Regions from separate parts of the Homo sapiens genome. Here region 1 is linked to region 2. Evidence: chromatin contacts called from ENCODE Hi-C or POLR2A ChIA-PET data. All regions are on one chromosome and are shown on one strand. Each heading gives the region's core, a stretch centred on a gene start or an enhancer-like site at or near the end of the contact. The rest is flanking DNA. Distances are from core to core; before and after follow the strand shown. Region 1 overlaps EDEM1 (ER degradation enhancing alpha-mannosidase like protein 1). Region 2 overlaps ITPR1 (inositol 1,4,5-trisphosphate receptor type 1).

Evidence for each region. Hi-C counts contacts between places; a loop is a spot of excess contacts on that map. ChIA-PET counts read pairs that join two places held with the same protein, here RNA polymerase II (POLR2A). Pooled maps may share reads with other maps.
Region 1: a pooled map shows a loop between it and region 2 (2.3-fold over the local background). The contact joins two enhancer-like sites. A Hi-C loop is called at or near these places in 4 of 168 maps with a recorded cell type or tissue (CD4-positive, alpha-beta T cell, GM12878 and naive thymus-derived CD4-positive, alpha-beta T cell), 11 of 37 single-sample maps with no recorded cell type and 11 of 50 pooled maps. POLR2A ChIA-PET finds 5 or more read pairs at or near these places in 7 of 52 experiments (GM12878, activated CD4-positive, alpha-beta T cell, activated CD4-positive, alpha-beta memory T cell and 2 more).

The regions. Positions count from the first base shown.
Region 1 is chr3:5,202,445-5,207,106 of GRCh38, forward strand. EDEM1 (ER degradation enhancing alpha-mannosidase like protein 1) reads left to right here. Exons shown (of 12, transcript NM_014674.3): 5 at 522-705; 6 at 2,623-2,797. Among named protein-coding and RNA genes, the nearest start is that of EDEM1, 17 kb to the left of the region's middle. RefSeq lists an enhancer at 3,071-3,310. Within about 2 kb of position 3,152, at least 2 of the 41 ENCODE cell types and tissues checked have a DNase peak (open chromatin) inside an H3K27ac peak, as active enhancers do.
Region 2 is chr3:4,842,873-4,847,705 of GRCh38, forward strand. It overlaps ITPR1 (inositol 1,4,5-trisphosphate receptor type 1), which reads left to right. Exons shown (of 62, transcript NM_001378452.1): 62 at 3,267-4,634. The coding sequence ends at 3,353. All of the region lies in intron 2 of LOC124906209 (a long non-coding RNA gene), which reads right to left. Among named protein-coding and RNA genes, the nearest start is that of EGOT, 94 kb to the left of the region's middle. Within about 2 kb of position 3,124, at least 2 of the 41 ENCODE cell types and tissues checked have a DNase peak (open chromatin) inside an H3K27ac peak, as active enhancers do.

The DNA of each region.
Region 1 (4,662 bases), core at 1,902-4,401, 360 kb after region 2:
CCCAGAACTCCTCTGGGAATTGAGTCAGCCTTTTAGGTAACTGACTGAGAACTGCCAGAGCACAGAGCCTTCATGATGAAACTGGCTGTCATATTCTGGTAGTGCCTCCTTTCTTGCCCAGTTTGAGGTTTGTTTAGGTGCTGAGCAGGAGTGAGTTCATAGTGGTTCATTTAAAATTTAGAAGAAATTCTATAGTTTGCCTTTGTCTCTAACCCTAAAGCCTGGTGCCTGTGTTACCATGAAGAAAACCTGCTGGAAAGAGAAGGTTTAGTGAAGTGTTATAGCCATTCCCTGAAGACTTGCTCTTATTAATAAAGCAAGGCTCTGCTGTTCTTATTGTCTTGTTTGTGTCTTTTAAATTTAATTCCCGTATTCACCTCAGATGTATCTTGGAAGGCAGAGGGCAGACTCTCACCGTGGTAAGCTTGGTTTATTAGCTGAGTGTAGTCTCTGAGACCCGGCTTTTCAGCTCTGTGGATTCCTTGAGTTTTGTCACAGTCTTTGTCTGTTCCCATCCCCAGGTGAATCTAAAGACAGGAGTTCCTCCTGACACCAATAATGAGACATGCACAGCGGGAGCCGGTTCCCTCCTGGTGGAATTTGGGATTCTGAGTCGACTCCTGGGGGACTCCACATTTGAGTGGGTGGCCAGACGAGCAGTGAAAGCCCTTTGGAACCTCCGGAGCAATGATACAGGATTACTAGGTGTGGCACCTTTCCTCGCCATTGGGACTGCACACTGCTTGGTCCCCTTTTCCTTTCATCTTCTCTGGGCTCTGCCCCCTTTTTACTCTTCAACTCAATTGACAACTCAGCAAGAATTGTGTCAGCTCTATCTAATTTCTTTATGTGACCCTTTGCAGAGAGGCTGCATGGTCTGATGGAAAAGCATTAAGCTTTTGTGTTTGAGGGCTCCCTTCTGATTCGGATCCCCTGGCATATTCCACTTGAAAATTATTGTTAATGGAAATGCCGTAAAAAGAACTGCCTCTGAGGCAGATTTTATTGCTTCAATGTAAGGTTCTAAATATAGGAATTTAGAGTTACTGATGGAGCAGCTTTTTCCTTTTAAAAAATCTGGGCCTGTGGTAGTAGATTGAAAGTCCAGATTAAACCTGTGTGAGGTGGGGTTTTTTCCCTTTAGAATGTTTGGTGAAGATGTTACTTAAAAATTATTATGGAAAATTTCATAATATAGTAGAGAGAAAGTATGATGAATAATGACCCCTATGTACTCATCATTTGTCTTCACTAATTATCAGTATTTTGCTAACTCAAGGTGTTATTTTATTTATTTATTTATTTTGAGTTAGGGTCTCACTGTGTCACCTAGGCTGGAGTTCAGTGGTGTGATCTTGGCTCACTGCGGCCTCCACTTGCCGGGTTCAGTGATCCTCCCACCTCAGCCTCCCAAGTAGCTGAGACGACCGGCTTGTGCCACCATGTCCAGCTAATTTTGTTTATTTTATGTAGAGACAGGGTCTCACTATGTTGCCTGACTAGTCTCAAACTCCTGAGCGCAAGCAATTCTCCCACCTTGGCCTCACAAAGTACTGGAATTACAGGTGTAAGCCACTGTGCCCAGCCTAGGTGTTATTTTAACTCATGTAACTGTCTTAAGTTCTGAAATTTATGTATACATTTGTTGTATTTAACAACAGCAATAGAAATAAAGAAGTCACTCAAATTGTCAGCCTATCACCAAATAGTTGACCAGTGTCACTCCCGATTGTCAACTTTTTAGGTTTCCATAGACCCTTTCAGCCTGGCCTGTGTAACTTCTATATATTTTTCATTATAATATAAACATATATTTTGATTCTGCCTGACATTTGGCAGATCATTTGTTTCCAGGTTGTTGCCTTGCATTCATAATGACCACTTTTGTTGTTGTTTTTATTATTAAAAAAAATTATCTTTTCCCTTTTCTTTTTTTTTTTGTCTTTTGAGACAGGGTCTCCCTCCATCACCCAGGCTGGACGGCAGTGGCACAGTCTCTGCTCACTGCAACCTCTTCCTCCCAGGCTCAAGTGATCCCTGGGATCAAGTGAACCCCCCATCTCAGCCTCCTGAGTAGCTGGCACTACAGGCACCTGCCATCGCACCCAGCAAATTTTTTGTATTTTTGGTAGAGACAGAGTTTCACCATGTTGCCCAGGCTGGTCTCGAACTCCTGAGCTCAAGCGATCCACCTGCCTCGGCTTCCCAAAGTGCTGGGATTGTAAGTGTGAGCCATCATGCCTGGCCACTTTTTCTTTTTAAAATCATCTTTTTTTGGATAAATTCCCAGGAATGGCAGTACTGGGTTAAAGTCTGTGAAAAACTCTTGGGTTTTGAAATGCATCGTCAATCTGGAAAAGCAAAATGAGAAACCTATTTTTATTTTGCATTAAATGTTTATCCCCATGTTTGTGTCAGTAAATGCTATATATTTAGAAGATGTCTAGGCTAAGTTAGTGATAAGACTGATAAAAATGTTAGGTCCAAGCAACCACCTCCTTCTCCTGTATGCCAAGGATAAAGGTGCTGAGGAGCAGTGTGGTTGGAGTAGGAGGCCTGTCTCCATTCATGTCCTCCCCGATGAGACAGCTGGGACCTCAAGTGCCTTGTTTATTTTTGCAGGCAATGTCGTGAACATTCAGACGGGCCACTGGGTTGGAAAGCAGAGTGGCCTGGGTGCCGGGCTGGACTCCTTCTATGAATACCTCTTGAAATCTTACATTCTCTTTGGAGAAAAAGAAGACCTAGAAATGTTTAATGCTGCATATCAGAGTATTCAGAACTACTTAAGAAGAGGGTATGTCTCCCTAACATCTCCTCTGTTGCCTTGTAAAGCAAATAGAATGCATTCTGAAGCGTTTGTATTTTTTTTAACACACAATCACAGGGTCTGTTTATCTCTGCCCTCACCTTACCACCTCTCCTAGTTTGTCAGTCATCTGGGGGCAAAGAGCTGTGTTATCTTTCTGTCGCTGCATAGCATAGTACCCCAGAACCTAGTGGCTTAAAACAACAAGCATTATCTCATGAAGTTTCTTAGGGACAGTAATCCAGGAGCAGCTGAGCCAGTCATTCTGGCCCAGGATCTCTCCTGAGGTTGTTGTCAAGCTGGTGGCCAGGGCCACAGCCATGCTAAGGCCCAATGGTGCTGGGAGATCCCCTTCCAGGCTCACTTTGGTTGCTGGCAGTCTTCAGTTCCTCTTTGGCTGTTGGCTGGAGGGCTCAGTTCTTTGCCAAGGGGCCTCTTTGTAGGTAGCTTATGGCCACTGGCTTCCCCCAGAGTGAGTGATCTGAGAGAAAAAGAAAGAGGCCAAAATGGCAACCACAGTGCTTTCATGACTAGTCTGGGAATGATATACCAATACTTCTGCCAGACCATTAGTCACCCAGATCAAAATGATACATTCAGTGTGGGAGGGGGCTGTGCAAGCGTGTGGCTCGCACGGATGGAGGTTCTCGGGGGCCGTCTTAGAGACTTGCTGCTACTACAGGGGCTGACACATCCCAGTGTTTAACTGTGGCTTTAATTGCAGATAGATCTGCAATGCAGGACAATGTTTTGGTTCTAATACTTTACAAAGAACTGTTAGGATTGGTTTTTATACTTGGTGATAGAAAGGACAGTTACCACATTTTTTTTTCTCTCTGAGTTTGTTTAAAACATTATTCACCATTTTCTGTTGTTCCTCCAGGATGACAGGAGAGAGAGAGCCATTTGAAGCTACAGTGGCTTCTACGTAGTGTCACTCTCTTTCCCAGATCTTTCTTTTTTTTTTTTTTTGAGTCAGAGTCTTGCTCTGTCACCCAGGCTGGAGTACAGTGGTACGATCTTGGCTCACTGCAACCTCTGCCTCCTGCGTTCAAGCGATTCTCCTGCCTCAGCCTCCTGAGTAGCTGGGATCACAGCCGTGCACCACCTTGCCTGGCTGATTTTTGTATTTTTAGTAGAGATGGGGTTTCACCATGTTGGTCAGGCTGGTCTCAAACTCCTGACCTCGTGATCCACCCGCCTCGGCCTCCCAAAGTGCTGGGATTACAGGTGTGAGCCACCACACCTGGCCCCCAGATCTTTCTTTGTATGTATTTCTATGTTAAGTGTCCAGTTTCAGTGCAAGTTATAGCTACTGAGCTTCCTGCTTGGATTTTCTTGGGTCCATTTCTACATTGCTGTTGTAGGAACCACTTGTATGTGCTATGTTTAAGTAAGGGGCCTTTTGAGTGGAATTTATTTATTTTTGCTTTTCAAAGCCACAAACTAAATTGAGCAGTAATCCCCAAGGGTCTTGCTCTGATGCATTTCTCCAGGCCCATGCTGTAGGACATTACTAGAGAAGAGACTCTTTGTACCAAAAGAACCAAGCTTTTCTGCTCAGGTGAAATCCAGCATAGGCCCATACTATATACTGAATTCTCTTATGTGGCAGGGCTCTTAAACCCAAAGCTCAAAGTGCTTTCTGCAGAATACTGTGAAATCCTGACATATTACAATGGCTGCGTTAGGAACTTTGATCCTGTGGAAAATATTATCTTCTGCTAGAGTCTAATGTAGATAATTAAAGGCAGTCTGTCTGCAGAGGTTTAAGGAATGAGTTAGGAGAAAAAATTAATGTTAATTCCGTTTAAATGAAACTACCAGCAGCTGCTGGAGAGGTAGAGATCTGT
Region 2 (4,833 bases), core at 1,874-4,373:
TAATGATGCCTTATAACAAGATATATAGATAGTACGTGTGAATGTATGTAGGTGGGGTAGGTAAGTAGATAAGAAGAATTGAACTAATAAAACCAGAAATTATGTGAGAATATGCACTAAGAGGCTGGAGAAACCTAAGCGTCCAGAATTGTTGGCCTCAGTTTCTTATAGGTCAGATTTAGTCCTTCAGGGTTTTGAGGGGTTTTTTTTTTTTTTTTTTTTTGGTTCTCTTGTAATTGGATGATGACTGCTACTAAAAGGCCAAACACTTTAGCAGTTGCCCAATTCCTTCTCCTTTAGCAGTCACTTAAATGGCAGTGATGTTGACTTAAATGACAGCCATTCTGTCTAAAAGGCCATGGTTAATCAAAAGAGTATCAGTCAAATGTGTGTGCCTACTATATGCTCAGTTGCAGACAATCTTCTCCAAGAGCTTCCCTCATTTGAGAAAAATAATATATGTACACAAATTACTTTTTTTAAAAAAAGTGTTCAAGTATATACTCAAAATGATCTTGTCCGATTTTGGAGATTATCAGTGAAAAACCTCTTCTAGAGCAGTGGTTCTCAAAGTGTAGTCCCCAGACCGGCAACGTCTACATCATCTGGGAAATCGTTAGAAAAGCAGATTCATGGGACCTACCCCAGACCTACTGAGTCAGAAACTCTGTTTCTGATCTGTGTTTTAACAAATGTTCTGGGTGATTCTGGCGCATGCTGAAGTTTGAGAACCATTCTTCTAGAGAAACAGAAAAGAACATTAGATGTGTAGTTGGTACTTAAAATTATCAGGAATATGACTACCTGAGCAAAGAATTGGCCAATAACCCACATCAGTGGGGAGCCTTAAGGATAGGGACGGAGGGAGGGTGGGCGATGGGATCACTTATGAAGACAGATGAATAGGGCTGCTAACTGAGGAGGCATCAGGCCGCGGCTGTGGAAGTGAAAAGGAAGCCAGGCCACCAACTGAAGACTCCTTTGTTGTAAAGTTTCAGAGGTTTCTTCAAGTTGAAGAGAAAGACTAACTGACAAATTGAAAAGTCAAGGAGAGCTGATGTAACAAACAGGGATGAAAATACGCATACTAAAAGGTCATCTCAAATACAAGTAGTTATTTAAAGCAAAATTACAGGGGAAAAAAGTCTTAATGGCCAACTTTGACATTCAACTTTGAGTTGAAAGATTTCAGCAGCTTTAAATATAAGCTTTGAGTAAAGTATCCTTCAATAAGGGTTGAGCAGACCAAGATTTTTTTTTTTTTTTTTCCAAGACAAGATCTCAGTTGCCCAGGCTGGAGTGCAGTGGCATCATCACTGTTCACTGCAACCTCCACCTGCCAGGATCAAGTGATCCTCCCACTCTTAGCTTCTCAAGTAGCTGGGACTACAGGTGCACGCTACCATGCCTAGCTAATTTTTTTTCCCCTTTGGTAGAGATGGGGTTTTGCTACGTTGCCCAGGCTGGTCTCGAACTCCTGGGCTCAAGCAGTCTGCCCACCTCAGCCTCCCCAAGTGGTGGGATTACAGGCGTGAGCCCGCTGCACCTGGCTGAGCACACCAAGATTTCTAAATCAATTTGAACACTTGAGATTATCCAAATTTAGCTAAGTTGTATTGGATTCCCTCTCAAGGTTACCTGCCAAGGGAAGGGTTGTGGGAGAAAAATCTGAGCTAAACATCTGAACTATCAGGTAGTAAGATGAATGAATTACTGGCATTTTAACCTAATTGTGAATTTATTTCATGTGTCATATTAGGTTCTCCTTCCTGAGCCGAATCTGTGGATACAGTGTAGTGTGTAACACTTCCTTTAAAGATGTCACTCACCTAAGGAAACTTCAGGGGCTAGCTGGAATTTCCTAATCCAATTCTTAATTAAAAGCTTTATTAAAAGCTACCTTTTGGAAATACTAAGTCCTTGTAAGTCTTCTCATCTAAATTATAACAGAGAAAGCATCTCCACAGGAGCCTAAAAATAGTATTTTGATTTGAGAGGATAATGCTAGTTTTGAAGAAGAAAAAATAACCACATTGAAATTGAACCTAGGTAAATTAGTCTTGTTTTATGTTCTCTCCAGATATTTTGTACCAAAAATGAGTTCATGTGAAAAGTGAGATTAAGTGTCACATCTACTATGTGACAGATGCTATGCTAATAAATTTGCGTATAACCTCGCAATTCTCCACCAATCAGCTAGGAATTATCATCCTGATTGTATGGATGAGAAAACAGACTTTGATAAGTTAAATGACAAAACCATAAGAAACTAGATCTGATTCCAAAGCCTTTATTCTTTTTACCCTAATTCCTCTACAATTTTAGGAAGCTAAAAACATAGGAGTAGGACCTTAACCCACTTGCAGACAACAATTTTCTTGAATATATATTCCGTATAGCCTTTTTATCTCAGTTGACTTGAATGCTCACCCTAAAATCCAAAACTAAGACTAACTGGGTTAAGGAAAATCTTAATACAGAGACAGAAGTAAGTATGCCCTAAAATACCTAGAACAGGTCTAGAGACCCATCAACATGAGAATATATTTAGTTCAGCAACCAAATGAATAGAATCGGCTTCTTGTTTGGGATTTTGAAAGTACTTTTTCATTTGAACTAGTCTTAGGCAATGGTCTCGCCTGACCTTCAGCGAGCCTCAGTGTCTACTGGGTGGCAAGAAATAGATACCGTGAATGGTCACAGCATTATTTACAGCATTTAATCATTCTGGACCTCAAAGAGATTTGAGAACATTTCTCATTTTCCTAGTTATGGTAGGTAATTTTTTTTTTCTCTAACCAACTACTCAAGAGTCATTGAAGAGAAAAATCAGGACCCACTGAAAGTGTGGACACGAACCCTCCCTCTCAAACCTAGGATTCTAAACACTGCTTTTCTTGTTAGTATGGCGTGTTGTTACTATCGTACAAAGCCACCATTTTCCAATGAGTCTTCAAATCATTTGGAAGTGCATTTGGGAAACAAGAAAGAATCCTGTGCTTTTATTGTTTTTTGTTTCTTTATGAAACAAGTGGCAAGCAATACTTCTGAATGTTACATTGCATGACTAGGTCACAGAATTTCCCATTCTGCCTAAGAAGATGCCTTTTTTGAAGTGCTGTGTGTTTGATATAGCGATGGTACACTATTTGTAGAAAGTGGGTTTCAGTATAAACCATAACCACAGAGGTAAATCTATGGTTCAGTATGCGATTTGACGTACAGGAAGTATCTGGGTCTAATGATGAAACTTTTTAACTTTCCAGATGACAGAACAAAGGAAGCAGAAACAAAGAATTGGTCTTCTAGGACATCCTCCTCACATGAATGTCAACCCACAACAACCAGCATAAGCAAATGAAAGAAAGGAATTGTATTTACCTTTTATAATTATTATTAGTGTGGGTATGGCTAATGAGTTCTGATTCACCCACGAAGGTTACATTTATGCTGAATACATTTGTAAATACTCAGTTTTATACTGTATGTATATGATTGCTACTCTAAAGGTTTGGATATATGTATTGTAATTAGAATTGTTGGCATGATGACATTTCATTTGTGCCAAAAATATTAAAAATGCCTTTTTTGGAAGGACTAACAGAAAGCACCTGATTTGCACTTGAACCAGATTATAGATTTAAAAGTATATGACATGTATTTTGTATTTAAAACTAGAATAGCCAGTATTTATGTTTTTTATAAAACTGTGCAATACGAATTATGCAATCACAATACATTTGTAGCTCCCGAGTGTCCTAAAGGGAGTGCACTTCTTTGAAGCTGGTGTGTTAATACTATGTAATAAATGGTTAACTTTCAAATGATGCTGCTGCCAAAATTATATTAATAGTGAGTTTCAGGCCCCTGGGCATTTTGTACCATGTAATTATCCTCTGGTGATGCTGTTTCTCGTTAGTGGCAGTAGTGCCTCCGTCTCCTAGTGATAATGCTCCAAGTCTATGAACTGTTAAATCAGCATTCATTTTAAGAAAAGCAACTTTAGTTTCAAAGATACTTTTAAGCTTCTAAATTGATCATTTAAACTATTTCTTTAAATAAGAGAGCCAAATTAGAGGCTCATACTTTAGCTTGTGAAGAAGATAATGAATTTTTTAAAGGGAACTTTCTATGCAATGTTCAGGATAAATGCATACTGCTGGCCAATCAGTGTCATCTCCTGGGTAAATTTTGATGTCGCATTATAAAGACATGCATAATTGATGGTTTCTAGATTATCTAGTCCAAACAATAGAGTTTATTTTTTCTTCATCTGAACCAACATGCTACAGTAGCTAAGAAGTATTAAAACTATATACATCCATATAAAGATGAAATATGAACTATCTCATTAGAAGTCATAGTTGACCACAGACATGTTATTCTTCTGAAAGAGCCACATTTTGGTTTTATTTCTTGTCACATGATTTCTTTTCTTGATGGATGAAAAATATGAAAGGAAACTTTTATATCTGTTGCCTAGTTTTGTACATGGATCTCATTTTACAAGAGAATCTCTCTGCAAAAAAAAAAAAAACAGTTTAAAAATGCATTGAAAGCAGAGTTCTGAAATGAGTAAAGTTTGTAAATGCATATATAAAAATATTTAATAAATGATGCAGAATATACAGTGACTGGTTGGTGGCTTTCATTTGGCATTTGTGACTTAACTGCTATTCCATTTATGTACTTTCTTTAGGATCAGTTTGAAGTACAGTCGGTTTGATTACCAGGTTAATTCAGAAAATGTTTACCTGATTATTTAAAAAAACACTTGCTGTTGTTATGACAGCTCTGAGGAGAATTATTAGAACAAACATTGGGGAGTATTTA